2 separate regions of the Homo sapiens genome follow, and region 1 is linked to region 2. Evidence: chromatin contacts called from ENCODE Hi-C or POLR2A ChIA-PET data. All regions are on one chromosome and are shown on one strand. Each heading gives the region's core, a stretch centred on a gene start or an enhancer-like site at or near the end of the contact. The rest is flanking DNA. Distances are from core to core; before and after follow the strand shown. Region 1 overlaps LNX1 (ligand of numb-protein X 1). Region 2 overlaps LNX1 (ligand of numb-protein X 1).

The links. Hi-C counts contacts between places; a loop is a spot of excess contacts on that map. ChIA-PET counts read pairs that join two places held with the same protein, here RNA polymerase II (POLR2A). Pooled maps may share reads with other maps.
Region 1: a map of PC-3 shows a loop between it and region 2 (4-fold over the local background). The contact joins two enhancer-like sites. A Hi-C loop is called at or near these places in 2 of 168 maps with a recorded cell type or tissue (PC-3 and endothelial cell of umbilical vein) and 1 of 50 pooled maps. POLR2A ChIA-PET finds 5 or more read pairs at or near these places in 5 of 52 experiments (AG04449, BJ, GM12878 and 2 more).

What each region holds. Positions count from the first base shown.
Region 1 is chr4:53,575,125-53,577,824 of GRCh38, reverse strand. The region is part of intron 1 of LNX1 (ligand of numb-protein X 1); the gene reads left to right. It also overlaps the pseudogene COMMD5P1. Among named protein-coding and RNA genes, the nearest start is that of LNX1, 15 kb to the left of the region's middle. Within about 2 kb of position 1,448, at least 3 of the 41 ENCODE cell types and tissues checked have a DNase peak (open chromatin) inside an H3K27ac peak, as active enhancers do; they include PC-3 and endothelial cell of umbilical vein, where a contact is called at or near this core.
Region 2 is chr4:53,540,408-53,543,107 of GRCh38, reverse strand. All of the region lies in intron 2 of LNX1 (ligand of numb-protein X 1), which reads left to right. Among named protein-coding and RNA genes, the nearest start is that of LNX1-AS1, 42 kb to the right of the region's middle. Within about 2 kb of position 1,412, at least 7 of the 41 ENCODE cell types and tissues checked have a DNase peak (open chromatin) inside an H3K27ac peak, as active enhancers do; they include PC-3 and endothelial cell of umbilical vein, where a contact is called at or near this core.

The DNA of each region.
Region 1 (2,700 bases), core at 199-2,698, 35 kb before region 2:
AGGGACTGTTGTACACGATCTAGTCTGGTGGTTTGCAAGTTTTTTTTAAAAGCTAGGATTCTTTGACCAGAATATTAAGAGGAACATGATGCATTAAGGAAATAATGGCAGGCGGGGTGTGGTGGCTCACATCTGTAACCCTAGAACTTTGGGAGGCTAAGATGGGAGGATTGCTTGAGGCCAGGAGTTCAAGACCAGCCTGGTCAACATAGCATGACCCCATCTTTAAAAAATAATAATAATAGTAATGGCAGAGCTGGAGGAGTGGGCAAAGCTCCCCCTTGGTTTCCTCCTATCTCCACTCCCTTGGAAGATCTGGAAGTATCTGATGCCTTCCACAGCACAGTTTGAAAAACGAAAATCTGGTCCAATGCCACCATTTCACCAACAAGGGAATGGCCCAGAAACATGCAGTTGTATTTTCAGTGGTATGGCCGCACTGCAGCCTGAATTTATATTCCCCTACAGCATCATGAGAAAGAATAACCAAGACTGTAGCATGTGGGACTATATGGCAGAACACTACAGAGAAGCTTTAAAAGACCTAGAGCTTTAGTTCATCCTGTGTGAACCATTTTTCCCCTATAGATTGTAGATGATAATCTTTTGCATGGCCCATTTCCATTTTCATGTTTGTTTTTCAACTGTTTCTGATGTCACTTAAAGTATTTCCTGTGAGATTCCAGTACTTTCTAACAGCCTTGAGGACAATCAGCAGCTGCATAGATACAGATTTCCTTGAAACAACTTTACCCCCTCCTGCACCCTCTATCTTTGCCTTCTGTGGTCCTATCTGATGCTAAATAAAATGCTACAATTTCTAAATGTTTTTATATTAAGGGCATTTGCCAGCAACCTCTTCACTAGAGTGTCCTCTCAGGCATATTACTGCAGTACAGAAATGTAAACAACAAAGCTGACTCAATGAAAGCCTGAAGTCAATGTATTTTCTTTTTGAGATAAGGCTATGTTTGCACAAACAACCTCCGACTTTATTTGGAAAAGAAAAGAGATATAATACAGTTTATGACTGCTGGGCTGTTTCCAAATGTGGCTAATTTCCTGTTAGGTTATTCGTGTGTCTTTATGTTCTTGTGGAAAGCATAAGGTCTTTTAATTTACTTTTGGAAAAGAGGAAAGTTGAGTTGGGGCTGAGGGAAGAGGCAGGATTCTTTTTTTTTTAATTTATTTTTATTATTTATTTTATAATGTTTCCCCTCCCCTTAGCCCCACTAGAATGTCAGCTCTGTGAAGTCAGGGATTTAAGGCAGAAGAATGAAAATGCCCAACCTAAAATACAAGATCTACAAAAGCACCTGGATGAAGAGCCTGCCTCATGGGAAGGGCAGGGCTGTCCTGGGAAGAGTCAGCTGCACTTTGGCACCATCTGAGGTGCCTGTCCAAGCCTGACCTGAATAGGACTGGTCATGTGAGGGGTCAGTCCTGCAGGCTGCCCTCACACCTCTTCTCCAGATCTGCCATCTCCTTTAGGACCAGGGCCACGCTGTACCGCAGCTCCTGGAACTTGGCTATGGGGACCTCGAAGCGGTATGCTAACCCATCTGAAAGCTTCAGCTGCATCAGGACCCTCGGCTGCAGGAAGCGAGCCAGGGCACTGGTGGAGATTGTCACATCCACCCACCACTGAAAGTCAGCAACATGGGGCAGCCAGGCCCCCTGCTGCTGGGCCACAGAATCAAGGAGGGGCCGCTGGCTCCCAAATACCACGCTGGCCAAGTCCCCGACCAGGTCTTGGGGGATGCAGAGTTCCTGGAGCTGGTCCCTGAAGGTGTTGGGCTTCAGGCTGGTGGGGGGAAGATGGAGGGCCTGCTGGAGCAGCGTGTGCATGCCTGCCAGTAGGGCACCCAGCCACTCCTGCGGCAGGTTGGTGCTGACCCCAAGACACTGCACAGCCTCTCGGCAGTCCTCCCCTTGCAGGCTGCTGACCACAAACTTCAGCAACTTTCTAAACATGCTCCTGTTTAGGTCCCCTAGTAGCTGGTCCATTGCTGCCACCTCTGGAGGAAGCTGGGCCCCCAAGAAACTCACTCGGCCACTGTGACTACCACCAGGATGATGCAATACAGAGCTGTGGCCCCCACAGCAGACACTGCTGCTGCTTCCTCCTTGATTAGCCAGCCCAGGGGGTGGGTCCCAGATGCAGATACCTGGTGCCAGTGATCCCCAGCCAATGCAGCCAAAAGCGGGCCTGGTCCCAAGGTGGGATTCTTAATCACCATGAAAGTTGACCCAGAGCCCTAGTTTGCACTGGGCTCCTACTTGTGTGTGTGTCCATGTCACCTCTGGAATGGGGACTCCCTGAGGGCAGAAGCATATCCTTTAAGTCTCTCTCAAAGGTCTGCATATCAAACTCATGACCTAGCTCAGAGTTGGCGCTTGAAAACTATTTATTGACTTTCTACGCAAGAGACTTCCTAGATGCAAAGCAAGCATGTTGAAAAACTTGATTATTGTTGACTCCTATCTATGTTAAAGGAAAATATGTATTGTGGTAGTATTCTACTGTTTAAAAGAAATATCTAGGCTGGGCATGGGGGCTCACACCTGTAATCCCAGCACTTTGGGAGGCCAAAGCAGGTGGATCTCTTGAGGCCAGGAGTTCAAGACCAGCCTGGCCAACATGGCGAAACCCTGTCTCTACTAAAAATACAAAAATTAGCCAGGCATGGTGGCGCGCGC
Region 2 (2,700 bases), core at 163-2,662:
AGGAGAATTGTTTGAGCTCAGGAGTTTGAGACAAGCCTGAGCAACATAGTGAGACCCTCATCTCTATTTAAAAACAAAAGTAGCAGACAGGACAATCTGACTCCAAATCCACACCTATGAAGTGCTAATGATTCCTACAGCACAGGATTCCTGAGTAGCAAGTGAGAACCACGTTAGAGGAGCTGGCACCTGGGTGGGCTCATGACCATCAGTTCCCTCTACTTCCACTTGCTTTCCCCCTGATTTATTCCTGATGGGAGAGGGGGGTTCTTACCGGGTTAAACATCACTCTGGGTCACGTGTTCCGAATACAGATTTAAATGCAATTGCAAATGCCAATGGCCTTCTCCACCTTGACCCCTATTCTTACTCAGTGTAAATTAATGTTGAATTTTCTCATTCCGAAATTGTGTTGCCTTCTAAATTACTCCAGTCTGTTCATGTCTTTGTCATGGATTTTCTCTAATTGCAGATGTACCCATGTCTAACCTATTTTTTCCCTCCTCTTGCCTCTGTCCTCTATGGCATTCCCCACCTCAGTGTCATCCATAAATTTTGTGACACTTGCTCCTAGGTCATCAGTCAGAGTATTGATTCAGATCAATGTGATGGTGATTGTTAGGACACTCTTTGAAACACCTTCCCATGGCTGGGCTTAATGCCCCCTTAGTTTGTGATTTCTGATCATTTTCAGCTTTCTTTGGACTAACAGTGAATATAAAATCCCAAGACACTGCGCATTCAGCTCAATCCACCCCCTACCCCATCCCTTTGTATTCTTAATTACAACAACAGTATTACAATCTTTAAGATAATCTCATGAATTTGTCTGTGATCATTTAAATGCAAACTGTCCTTTGTTTATTTATCCCTGGTTTTCTGGAAACTCAATTTTACTTTCCTAATAGTTATTCCCAATTTTTCAAGCTGACAATTGCATATCTCATACACTAATTTTTCACTACCCTTTCCTTCTGTTTTCTCTCTGCATCACTATCACATGTTGTTGGCCTTGTTCCAGTCTTCTGACATCCCCCTGAGTGCAAGGTAATTTTTCAGAAATAATTATTCATTTTTACTGCACCATTGTTCAGTAAGCATATTAGTCAAATTCTATTCCCCAGGGCCATGTGTCATCTGGAGCAGCTGATTTATGCATGCTCATGTTTGCCAAATATTCCTTCACCTATTTTTTGTCCAAGCTTATCTGTGAGGGGTTTATATAATTCTCCAAATTTCACTTATTACAAAGCTATCTGAAAGTAGTTTAGCACTGCAGGGTTTAAACATTTTTATTTTAGTGTTTGCCTCTTTTACTTGTAAATCTGTGTTCCTTCAAGCTTCTTGGCCTACTTTTTTTTAATGACTCAGACTGAGCTTACAAATTTTTAAGTGATTGCTAAGTATTAAGTCGTTCTGTTTTGGCTCATGTGTATTTTTTTCTGCTGAGCTTAATTGAAACAGTCCGTTTTCTTGGCCTTATATTGTTCTTGTCTCAAGTCAGAACTATTCAGTGATCCTAAGAATTTGACACACAACTGAATAGATCCCTGCTTTTTCCATTTGATATAAATGGTTAGAATCTACACTAAAAGAATCATGAACTCTAAGTCTCTTTTAGAAAAAAAATATATATGAAATGTGCTGATTAGATCAGTCTTAGAAACTACCAAGTGTGTCATCTTCCAAAAGCATGGAACTTTCCACTATGTGAATAGTTTGGCACTAATTGTTCACACTTTTCCTTAGAGAAATAATTTTTTTCAGCCCAACCTCTTTTTTTTGACATGATCTTGCCAAGTCAGTGTAGTTTTAGAGAGCCATTTGCTGAAGTTGATTCAGTTGCTAATGGTATCCTAACTTGGTTGTTACCTCCACCCACTCACTAGAGAATCCTGAAATCACAGAACGCATTCCTGCCATTTCTTTCTTTCTTTTCTTTTCTTTCTTTTTTTTTTTTCTTTTTTTTTTGAGTTAGAGTCTCGCTCTGTCACCCAGGCTGGAGTGCAGTGGCGTGGTCTCGGCTCACTGCAAGCTCTGCCGCCCAGGTTCAAGGGATTCTCCTGCCTCAGCCTCCCAGGTAGCTGGGATTACAGGCAAGCACCAACATACCCAACTAATTTTTGTATTTTTAGAAGAGACAGGGTTTCACCATGTTGGCCAGGCTAGTCTTGAGCTCCTGACCTCAAGTGATCCGCCCGTCTCAGCCTCCCAAAGTGCTGGGATTACAGGCGTCAGCCACCATTCCCAGCTCTCCTGCCATTTATTTTTAGAATCAAATACAGTGCCCTTATTTTACTAAAGACAAATGTTTGACCCCAATAAGTGAGGATACTTAAATCAGCACTGTGTCGATGTCTACACAGTCTGTAGCTCTGTTTATAATAATAACAGGGGGGTTTTTTTGTTTTTTGTTTTTTGTTTTTTGAGACAGAGCTTTGCTTGTTGCCCAGGCTGGAGTGCAGTGGCGCAATCTCGGCTCGCTGCAACCTCCCCCTCCTGGGTTCAAGCAATTCTTCTGTCTCAGCCTCCCGAGTAGCTGGGATTACAGGCACCCACCACCATGCCCAGCTAATTTTTTGTATTTTCAGTAGAGACGGGGTTTCACCATGTCAGCCAGGCTAATAACACTTATTTTTAACAAGCTTTCTTACAAGGTGGCATGGCACCTTGAGGTTGAGTTGGAGCACACTCAAGTAA